3 separate regions of the Homo sapiens genome follow, and all the other regions are linked to region 2. A link is a contact called in ENCODE Hi-C or POLR2A ChIA-PET data. All regions are on one chromosome and are shown on one strand. The core of a region is the stretch at or near the end of the contact, and the rest is flanking DNA. Distances in the headings are between cores, read along the strand shown.

Region 1 (3,268 bases), core at 133-2,632, 1.1 Mb after region 2:
CCGTCCTGTAGATTCTGCTGTCTTCAAAATCCAAACAAATTACATGAGCAAGAATGATGGCTCACTCCCAGCTCAATAATCCTAAAACCACCAGCACAAACCTGTAATCCAACAAAGTCAGATCTATTGACTTATTGCAATCAAGAAGACTGCACACCAGAGGAGCTGTGGTGTGTCTCACCGTACAAAATAAAAGGTAGTTATTGTATGTTTTGGCGGGGAGAGTGAAGTTTAGGTGAAATTTAAATGAAATCTCAAAGCATAGCTGTGTGTAAAGGCATTAACATCAGGTCTGGACGAGAATTGAATGTAGGGCATGTTTCCTTGGAAACTGCAAAGTTAAGAAAATACAGAATGTTTTCAGAACCGTTTATCTGAAGCTCTACACCTGGATAGAAATTGAGGCTGCTTCTCTGCGTCAAAGAGACTTAGATCCTCCAGGCAAGGATGGGACTTTTCACTCGTTCTGATATAATTTCAAATAGCAACGTTTATGTGGACTTGAAAGAACAAGGTTTCGGCCAGACGCGGTGGCTCACACCTGTAATCGCAGCACTTTGGGAGGCGGACGCGGGCGGATCACGAGGTCAGAAAATAGAGACCATCCTGGCTAACACGGTGAAACCGTGTCTACTAAAAATACAAAAAAATTAGCCGGGCGTGGTGGCGGGCACCTGTAGTCCCAGCTACTCGGGAGGCTGAGGCACGAGAACGGCATGAACCTTGGAGGCAGAGCTTGCCTCCAAGCTCTGCCACTGTACTCCAGCCTGGGCGACAGAGCGAGACTCCGTCTCAAAAAAAAAAAAAAAAAAGAAGAAATAACAAGGTTTCTCAGTGTGTAGTAAGAATGTACTTAAGTGGTAATACTTTTCCGTTGCAGCATGTCCTAAAAGAAACATTGTTTCCTCTTAACGTCGTCTGGCTTTATTTGACTCTGTTATCCATCCAGATGAAAGGCTAGGCAGTTTGTTACTTTCTCAGCCCAAGCTAAGTTTTACCGTCTCAGCAAGAACGACTCAGTCTCTCAAATCATAGCTAATTCTCCTCTGAGGGCCTTGCTGAAGTTCTGCGTTTGCTTGCTCCGCTTTCCTCTCATTTTGGACCTCCAGCCTTCCTGTAGTCCGAGGCCCTGCACCGGGGTCAAACGCGCCTCCGGTCTTCACGTAACCGTTCAAGCATCCCTCCTTCCCAGGACACACTCAAAGCGTCAGAGCGGTCCGCTCTTCTCAAGTCCTATTGGCTCAAGTCCATGCGTCTCATGGCACTGCCGGGTGAGAGGCGGAAAAAGGCCTTCCCAGGCGCGAGAAGATGACGTCACAGTAGCCCGGCCGGGCGCCGAGGTTGCCTTAGGGCTCTCTGCCCAGTAACAGGCATCGAACGGTGCAGACTGAAGACGCCCTCCGTCAGCGACGCCGTCGCAATGGCCATTTGTCAATTCTTCCTTCAAGGCCGGTGCCGCTTTGGAGATCGGTGCTGGAACGAACATCCCGGTGCTAGGGGTGCAGGAGGAGGACGGCAGCAACCGCAGCAGCAGCCTTCAGGTGACTCTCCTCTGAATCCTCCGCGGTAACCGAGCCGGGAAGGGTCCGCCGGCGGGGACCGGGCGTCCCGCGTGTTTCCCGCTGCTGGTGACCCCAACGTGCCCGCGTCGCGGCCTTGCCGGCCCTACTGGGCCCTGCACAACGTTTTTAAACCGAGGGTTTTATCTACATATTATTCATGTGGTCCGTTTTTATTGAGCTTCTGAGGACCTGGGTTTGGGCCTGGATGCTTGTGCGAAACTGAGTTTTTAAATCGGAAGTACCTATCGAAACTACCTTGTAGGTAAATGCCGGAATTGAATATAATTTTTACTAAGTTGTTTTTTCGAGGGTGAGGCTAGCAGCTTGGGTCAGAATCAGGACTTCATTTTGGAGAAGTCGTGGACTTCTTTGAAAAAATCTAATAAAACCGGCCGGGCGGTGGCTCACGCCTGTAATCCCAGCACTTTGGGAGGCCGAGGCGGGCGGATCACGAGGTCAGGAGTTTGAGACCAGCCTGACCAACATAGTGAAACACCGTCTTTACTAAAAATACCAAAAAAAAAAAAAAAAAAAAAAATAGCCGGGCGTGGTGGCGCGCGCCTGTAATCCCAGCTACTCATGAGGCTGAGACAGGAGAATCGCTTGAACCCGGGAGGTGGAGGTTGCAGTGGGCCGAGATCGTGCCACTGCACTCCAGCCTGGGCGACAGAGCGAGACTATCAAAAAAAAAAAAAGAAAGAAAGAAAAGAAAAAAAGAAAATCTAATAAAACCTATAGAGCCATACCGCAAAAATGCACCTGCTCATAAATTTGGGGTGAAATTGGGAATGTGGGACGCCCAGTTAAGGGCTATCCGGGAGGTGAGGAAAGGAGATGCGGGGGCCACGTTGATCTAGTCCCTGGGCCTAGATCATTGTCAAAGCTTTTTATCTTCAAGGAAAGGAGAGATTAGACATGAAACCTTAGAACAACACAAGATTTTTAAAGATCGGGTTAATAATTCGGTGCTGTCTCCCTTCCTTCCCCTCCTTTAGGGCTATTCATCTGACCTTTATTTTTTTATTTTATTTTGAGACGGAGTCTTGCTCTCTCAGTCAGGCGGCTCACTGCGACCTCCGCCTCCCAGGCTCAAGCGATTCTTATGCCTCAGTCTCCCGAGTAGCTGGGATTACGGGTGCCCGCCACCATGCCCTTGATAATTTTTGTATTTTTAGTAGAGACAGGGTTTTGCCATTTTGGCCATACCGGTCTCGAACTCGTGACCTAAGGTGATACTCCCGCTTCCGTCTTTCAAAGTGCTGGGATTACAGGCGTGAGCGACCGCGGCGGGCCTCATCTAACCTTTAAACCTTGTATTGCGTGATGGTTTCACGTCTGATCCCACTTCAGGGAAGACAGTCCTTTTATTTCCTCCACAATTAATCTAGTGAAATATTTCAGACCGAAAATTAGGACTCATGTCTGATGAATGTGAGTGTAAACAAAATTTGGCAGACAAATTGTATTTAGCTCCCAGAAACAAATGAATGTTTCTGGAATTATAAGTATGAAGACCAAAAGCAATGTAAAAAAAAAAAAAAAAAAAAAAAAGGAGGAAGTGAGTTTCTTCAGTTGTATCATCCCCCAGTGAATTTGGAACTTTAGAAGAAGAAGATACCATTAACTTCTACTTGAGGGATCTGGTCTAGCAATCTCCACTTTTTTTTTTTTTTTTTTTAGGGTAGTTTAGAGTTGCAGGATGAACT
Region 2 (3,243 bases), core at 288-2,787:
ACCCAGCCTGGACAAGATTGCATGAATATTTTCTGTGAACCAGAGTGGGGAGGGAACACAGGAGAGGAAGAATTTTTGTAGGGTCACCTTGGGTCCTGTCTGGGAAGATAGCCAGGAGTAACTGGAGTGGTCTTGGCTGGAGGATGACTACATTTCTAGGGGCTGAGGGAGGTAAGGAAGGACTCAGTTCCCCAAGCCTTTCCCCCTGAGAGTTCACACTCCCCGTGAAAGGACTACACAGGGAAGAGTATGTACTCCCGTGACCCAACACTGGCACTTGCTGCATGTGGCAGATCTTTAGTATTACGTTGATGCAAAAGTATTTGCGATTTGCCCATTACTTTTAAAGGCCAAAACAGCAATTACTTTTGCAGCACCATAATACTTTTTTGTTATCGGAGTTCTTGCAGGTAACCACAACCAGCAAGTGCTAGTGTGGGGTCACCACTGAAGGGCAGAACTTTCCAGCTTTGTCACCAGTGCTCCCACCCTGGGCTGCCTTCTGGAAAAGTCAGAAACCTGGGAAAGCAAGAAGGGAAAGGAGGAGGACAGGGCCAAGGACAGAAGGAGAGGAGAAGCTACCGGGACCCCTTCCCTGTCTAAACCCCACCCCCAAGACTCAAGATCAAGGCGAGGAAGATGTGCCTCAATTTAAAGTCAACACTGAAATTTTGACTATAGGACTTGCCTTTCAATTGCAACACGGTCATTGTTTCGTTATTAGAGGTGATTATTTTCATTTTTTAGAAAACCTAAATGTGACCAAAAAGTCCTTATTAGAGGGAAGAACTTAAAAGGACAATGGGTGACAACATTTTTAGATATTGATGAGTGTTATACATAACAATAATATAAGATGGTGGGAATTGTGGAGAGGGAGCGCTTTTCTTGGGTAGTGTGATCAGAAAAGATTATCCGGAAATGACATTTGAGTGGAGGCCTGAATGAGTGGACAGCAGACGCTGCTGAGATGAGGGGGAGTGAGCTATAGGATCAGGAGTGAGAATGGCCACTTTCTGCCCTTCTCAGAGGTAAAATTACGAATGTAATTTCCTAATTACCCGATGAAACATATTTTGAACTAGAACACAGATGTTTGGGAAAACCTCCAGCAAATTGACTTAATCTGATTGATTTTCTGATTTAGTGTTTTTCTAAGCAAGAACTGCACCCGTTGTGACAGAAGAGGCGCTAAAGCTGCAAATTCCTGGGCCTCGACCCACTAGTTCCTAATCAGAAACTCCAGGGTGGAGACGCAGGATCTGCATCCCTGGGATCACACTGCCTTTCGAGAACCATCCACCTGCCAGCTCCAAGTAGGTCGAGGGAGCAGCGGCACCTGGGATCCCACCGGACCGGGAAGAGTCAAATCCAGGTTTCTCCCTGCTTCACCAAAAGGCCCCCTGCCTCCACCGCAACAGGAACAGTCTCTGTCTGGGAACTGCGGTTGCCTAAGGCTCGGTTTGCTCTTCAGCACTCCGGTCCCCCAACACCGCGTCAGGCGGCGCCCAGCCTCCCGGGGACTCGCAGACGCTCACTCCCCAGACCACAGCGACACCTGCCGAGGCCCCGCGGAACCGCGCTGCACAGCAACCCAGCGCGGCGGGGGGAGTGGCCTGGGGCCATTCTCCGGCCCCCACCCCCCGCCCGTGACCACCGTGCGCTGCCAGAGGGGAGGCTGCGGGAATGGCCAGCGAGGTCTCGCAGGGGGACTGGTTGTCTTTTAGGAAATCAAGGGGCCAGCGCCCCCAGTGCCGGCTGGGAGATGCCTTCAGAGTTCGAAGAGAAAAGATGCGACCTTCAATCCGCTCCATTCTCCGTCAGACAGGCCCTGCGGACGGAGCTCCTGCCACCGCTGCAGCCCCATGATGTGTGCTCCTACGCCCCGCCCCGCTGCAGCCCAGCCCACCCCACCCCCATACGGAAATCCTGCAGGAGAAACTGAAACACTAGCGACAGTGGGACATATCCCCGGGAGCAGTTGCGGGAGGGAGAGAAGGAAGGAGCAAAGGGGAAGAGGAAGAGAGAGAGAGAGCTCAAGGGAGCCTTCTTGGAAAGGTTTAACCCGACAGCTTGAAGGCGGCGGGTAGTAAAGCAGCGAACTGGTGAACGGGCGTCCTGACCCGCCACACTTCCCTCACCGACACCCCTCATCCGCGATACCCCACAGGACAGGATGTCCAGCTGCCCTCACTTATCGTGCCCCTGGGCATTTGAGGGGTTCAGAGAGAGAAACGCAGTAACTTATTACCCTCACATGATATATTTTCACTTTCTTCTCCTGATTGTCAGCTCAATTAGATAAGGGACCTTGTGTTTTATTCCGTTGTACCCCGTGCCTGACACATGGTAGCTGCTGGATAGAGATTTCTTCGATGATTGATTATAAAACACACTAATTTAGAGCTTACTATGTTATAAGATCTCCATCTTCAGTGACTCACTTATTCCTCACAAGAAGCCTAGGAGGTAAGGTTTTCCAATAAGGAGAGCCAGGCACCCCATAATGAACGTGCACGGTGTCACATTCCCAGCAAGTGCCGAAGCTGGGGTCAGATTCAGGCAACCTGGCCCAGTGCCCTCACAGTTCATCCGGCCTCCACATGGCCATTTTGTCCATGAATAAATGAATAAGTGAATGAGTGTATGCTAATTTTGATGAGTTGTCTGGGAAAATGTACAGGTTTTGGGGCTGGAAAAAGGTCTTAGTCATGACGGGGACCCTTTCTGATCGAGTGCTGGGGAAGAACTAGAACTCCTGGGGCCCCCAGGCTCTGCTACCTAAGTGCTGCGGAATCTTGCATATGGTCACCAGCCTCTGGTAGCTTATTACTTTGAGCAGTGCTGGTGGTTCTCAAATTTGTCTACATGTTAGAGTCACCCTGATGAGATTTTCTTTAAACCCAGTGGCTCAGGTCACCCCCTCCCCACACTACCTGAAATTAGAATCTTTCGGGGTTAATCCCAGACATCAGTTCAGCTTCAAATTTCTGAAATTTTCCCGGGTGGTTCCAATGTGCCATCAAAGCTGAGGACCTCATCGGTCTTCAGGGAAGCAGGAAATACATTCTTTCTCAAAGGGTGGCCACTGATCCTCTGAGAATCACTGGGTTTGCTTGTTTACAATGCAGATTCCTGGGCCCTGTTTGGATTTACCAAATCCAAATCTTCTGGAATGGGCCAGAAGATCTGCTCAAATGAACAAACAAAACTTCCCAGGTGATTTTTATGGCCATGAAAGTC
Region 3 (2,856 bases), core at 100-2,599, 1.0 Mb after region 2:
GTTTTTCTTCAGTGTCCTGGGTCATTTAATAAAGTGAATGAAAAATTTTCTCATTTATAATTTTATTAACAATAAATTATTCCTATTGCCAGGGTTCACCTGAAATCCCCAAATCAACTAGTTAAAATAGAGGCACATCTGAGAACCTCTAGATTAATAGAAGAAAGATAAAGAGTACAGAGACATAAGTATCTTACTCTTTTGTAAAAATTGAGGCGTATATATAGCTTGCTCTTTCATCTGGATTATGCTATATGGTTTGTCCTCAACAAGAAAAGTATACTGTGGGCCAGGCCTGGCCGCTCATTCCTGTAATCCCAGCACTTTGGGAGGCCTAGGCGGGAGGATTGCATAACACCAGGAGTTCGAGACAAGCCTGGGCAACATAGTGTGACCTCTTCACCACCACCACCACCACCACCACCACCACCAAAAAAATTTAAAAATTAAAACTTAGCCCAGAGTGGTGTTGCACGCCTGTAGTTTCAGCTACTTGGGAGGCTGAGATGGGAGGATTGCTTGAGCCCAGGAGTGCTGAGGCTTCAGTGAGCTATGATTAGCCACTGCACCGCACCCCCAGCCTGGGCGACAGGGCCGAGACCCTGCCTCCAAAAAAAAAAAAAAAAGCCTCAATGGTGTAAATTATTTTACATAAAATGTCTCTGTATAGTCCTATATAGACCGAGGAGGAAAACCAATGAGATATAAAGTTTTCATAATGTTAAATAATGTACAATTTCAAATAATCCTGTATATTACTATACAGTAGAAAGAATATGGTTACAAAAAACATTTCCATGAGGGCTGTGATTGAGTTCCGTGTTCCCGTAAAACACTTAGAGAAGCCTAACTGAAGATTTCTAGAACCGACTGACAACTGATTTCAGTTGTAAACACACAGTAAGCCAGCCTAGTTAGGCAGACATTCATTGCACGCCAAGGAGACACCAACGGGACTGTGTGCTCTTGCGTTATGAATCCCACGAAAATAAATCTTGTGCTCCGTGTAACATGACTTTAACTTGCAGTAATATCCTTTCATCATTTAATATTTATTGAGCGCCTACCATACACCAGGCTCAGATACTGCACTGAACACCGACCCTGTCCCATGAAGCCTTACACTGATGGGAGACACCTTTGCATGTTCCACAACCCAATTATCAAAAAAAAAAAAAAAAAAAAGATAATCACGTAACCGAAACCTGGAAATCTGCCTTGGGCACACAAAAGAGCAGGCGCGACCTCGGACCAGCTCCGAGGCAAAATTCACTCAGCGCGGGACAGCGACAGGGAATCCGGCCGCACCTGTGCCTGCAGTCTCATTGCTCGGAACGGCGCGCCACTGTGACGTGTCAGGCCCCGCCCCTGACTCTCCTCATAGTGCCCCCGCCTCCTTGCGCGAAGTGCGCAGGCTCCTGGGCAGGGCTCGGGTTCTGCCCGGGGACGCAGCCCAGTTGGTAGCGTCGCTCCCTGAGCGTTTCTAAGGGGGCCGCCCGGCCTTGTCTTTCGGCAGTGGCCGAGCCACCGCCGCCTGCCGCGCGTTCCAGAGCTGGGCGCTGCAGCTGCACTGCCGATCGCCGTGTTTGGTCGATAGAATCCCCAGTGTGCCCAGAGAGTGCGACCCCTCGCCCGGCCCGGCGAGCCCCGGGCGTGAACCGAGCTGAGGGAGGATGGCAGCCTCTGGGGTGGAGAAGAGCAGCAAGAAGAAGACCGAGAAGAAACTTGCTGCTCGGGAAGAAGCTAAATTGTTGGCGGGTTTCATGGGCGTCATGAATAACATGCGGAAACAGGTACCGCCTCTGTGGGAGTGACGGACGACGGTGGGAGGTGGTCCGGGGCTCGGGCCCCTGGTTCCCGGGGTGGAACCCCGCGCCCTGTGGATCGCGCCCCTCTTTCTCTGTCCTCGCCCCTCCTTCCGTTTTCGCAGGCGAGCGATTCCGCAGTTGGTAGAGGGGCGCGTAAAACAATTCTCGAGCAAAAGTGCTTCTCGTCTGCCGAGGATGTAGCTCCCAAGTCAGACTCCTGGGGGACTCCTCAGGCTGGCTTTCGCCGTCGGGTATCGGTTGTGTAACAGCTCTGCCCTAGTTATCTCTTTGTGGGGCGAGGATCCTTCCATTGGCGAGCCGTTTTAAGGTGCCGTGAGATCTTGTGTGAAGAAACCCGTTGGCATAGCCCAAACCGAAGCCCCCAAAGGGAGGAGAGTTGCTGGCCTGACATCAGCTGCTCTTAAATAAGGATCCCCGCCCCCTCCTGTGTTCCCCGGTGGAGCTAGTTGAAGAGGAGTCCTCCTGTTCGTGCTAATTTAGAGCAGAAGCAGCCATCGATAAATACCATGCCATCTTCTAAGGGCACTGTGCGCCTCTGTTATTAAGAGGAGCTCTTTGTTCTGTCCTTGGTGTGTGGTGCATTCGTGAAATTCTGCAGCACATCGGCGAAAGGTGGGTTATGAAAAGAACGGATTTTAACGCTGGCGAAGGTGAAACAAAGAGGCTTTTTTTTTTTTTAATTCCATAACATCTACACCGATAAGCATAGAAAGTCACTTTTTCCTTTCTGTAAGCTTTATTTATAGATAATACACATCTAAGTAGATTTGTGGGAATGTTTGGGTTTTGTTGACTGGGATCCTGTTTCAAGGGGACAAAGCAGGATGTGAGTTATGTGTAACTGCAAAACCTAGTTTGCTTTGTCTGGTGGTTCTGCTGGGAATATGGGCAACAGTAGAGGAATTTAAGATTTTTATGAAGATATTAACTTCTGGTTTCTATAAGCAAACGCTGACTGCTGGGATTTTGTCTTTGTTCACCAGCTCCTGCTACAGTGCACCAGTGCAGTCTGTGGGAATGCTTTTAA

Evidence for each region. Hi-C counts contacts between places; a loop is a spot of excess contacts on that map. ChIA-PET counts read pairs that join two places held with the same protein, here RNA polymerase II (POLR2A). Pooled maps may share reads with other maps.
Region 1: a loop to region 2 is called in a map of naive thymus-derived CD4-positive, alpha-beta T cell, with 25 times the contacts of the local background. The contact joins the promoter of NUP42 here to the enhancer-like site in region 2. A Hi-C loop is called at or near these places in 1 of 168 maps with a recorded cell type or tissue (naive thymus-derived CD4-positive, alpha-beta T cell) and 11 of 50 pooled maps. POLR2A ChIA-PET finds 5 or more read pairs at or near these places in 1 of 52 experiments (CD8-positive, alpha-beta memory T cell).
Region 3: a map of B cell shows a loop between it and region 2 (7-fold over the local background). The contact joins the promoter of KLHL7-DT here to the enhancer-like site in region 2. A Hi-C loop is called at or near these places in 1 of 168 maps with a recorded cell type or tissue (B cell) and 7 of 50 pooled maps. POLR2A ChIA-PET finds 5 or more read pairs at or near these places in 1 of 52 experiments (activated CD8-positive, alpha-beta memory T cell).

The regions. Positions count from the first base shown.
Region 1 is chr7:23,180,666-23,183,933 of GRCh38, forward strand. NUP42 (nucleoporin 42) reads left to right here and starts at 1,383. Exons shown (of 7, transcript NM_007342.3): 1 at 1,383-1,541. The coding sequence starts at 1,421. RefSeq lists enhancers at 978-1,577, 1,678-1,747.
Region 2 is chr7:22,081,499-22,084,741 of GRCh38, forward strand. No RefSeq gene overlaps it. Among named protein-coding and RNA genes, the nearest start is that of CDCA7L, 140 kb to the left of the region's middle. RefSeq lists enhancers at 233-377, 2,234-2,378 and cis regulatory regions at 305, 2,306. Within about 2 kb of position 1,538, at least 32 of the 41 ENCODE cell types and tissues checked have a DNase peak (open chromatin) inside an H3K27ac peak, as active enhancers do; they include B cell, where a contact is called at or near this core.
Region 3 is chr7:23,104,354-23,107,209 of GRCh38, forward strand. It overlaps KLHL7-DT (KLHL7 divergent transcript), which reads right to left and starts at 1,350. Exons shown (of 3, transcript NR_046220.1): 1 at 1,206-1,350. It overlaps KLHL7 (kelch like family member 7), which reads left to right and starts at 1,432. Exons shown (of 11, transcript NM_001031710.3): 1 at 1,432-1,793. The coding sequence starts at 1,674. RefSeq lists enhancers at 620-1,606, 1,229-1,418, 1,539-1,818, 1,607-2,593, 2,299-2,378.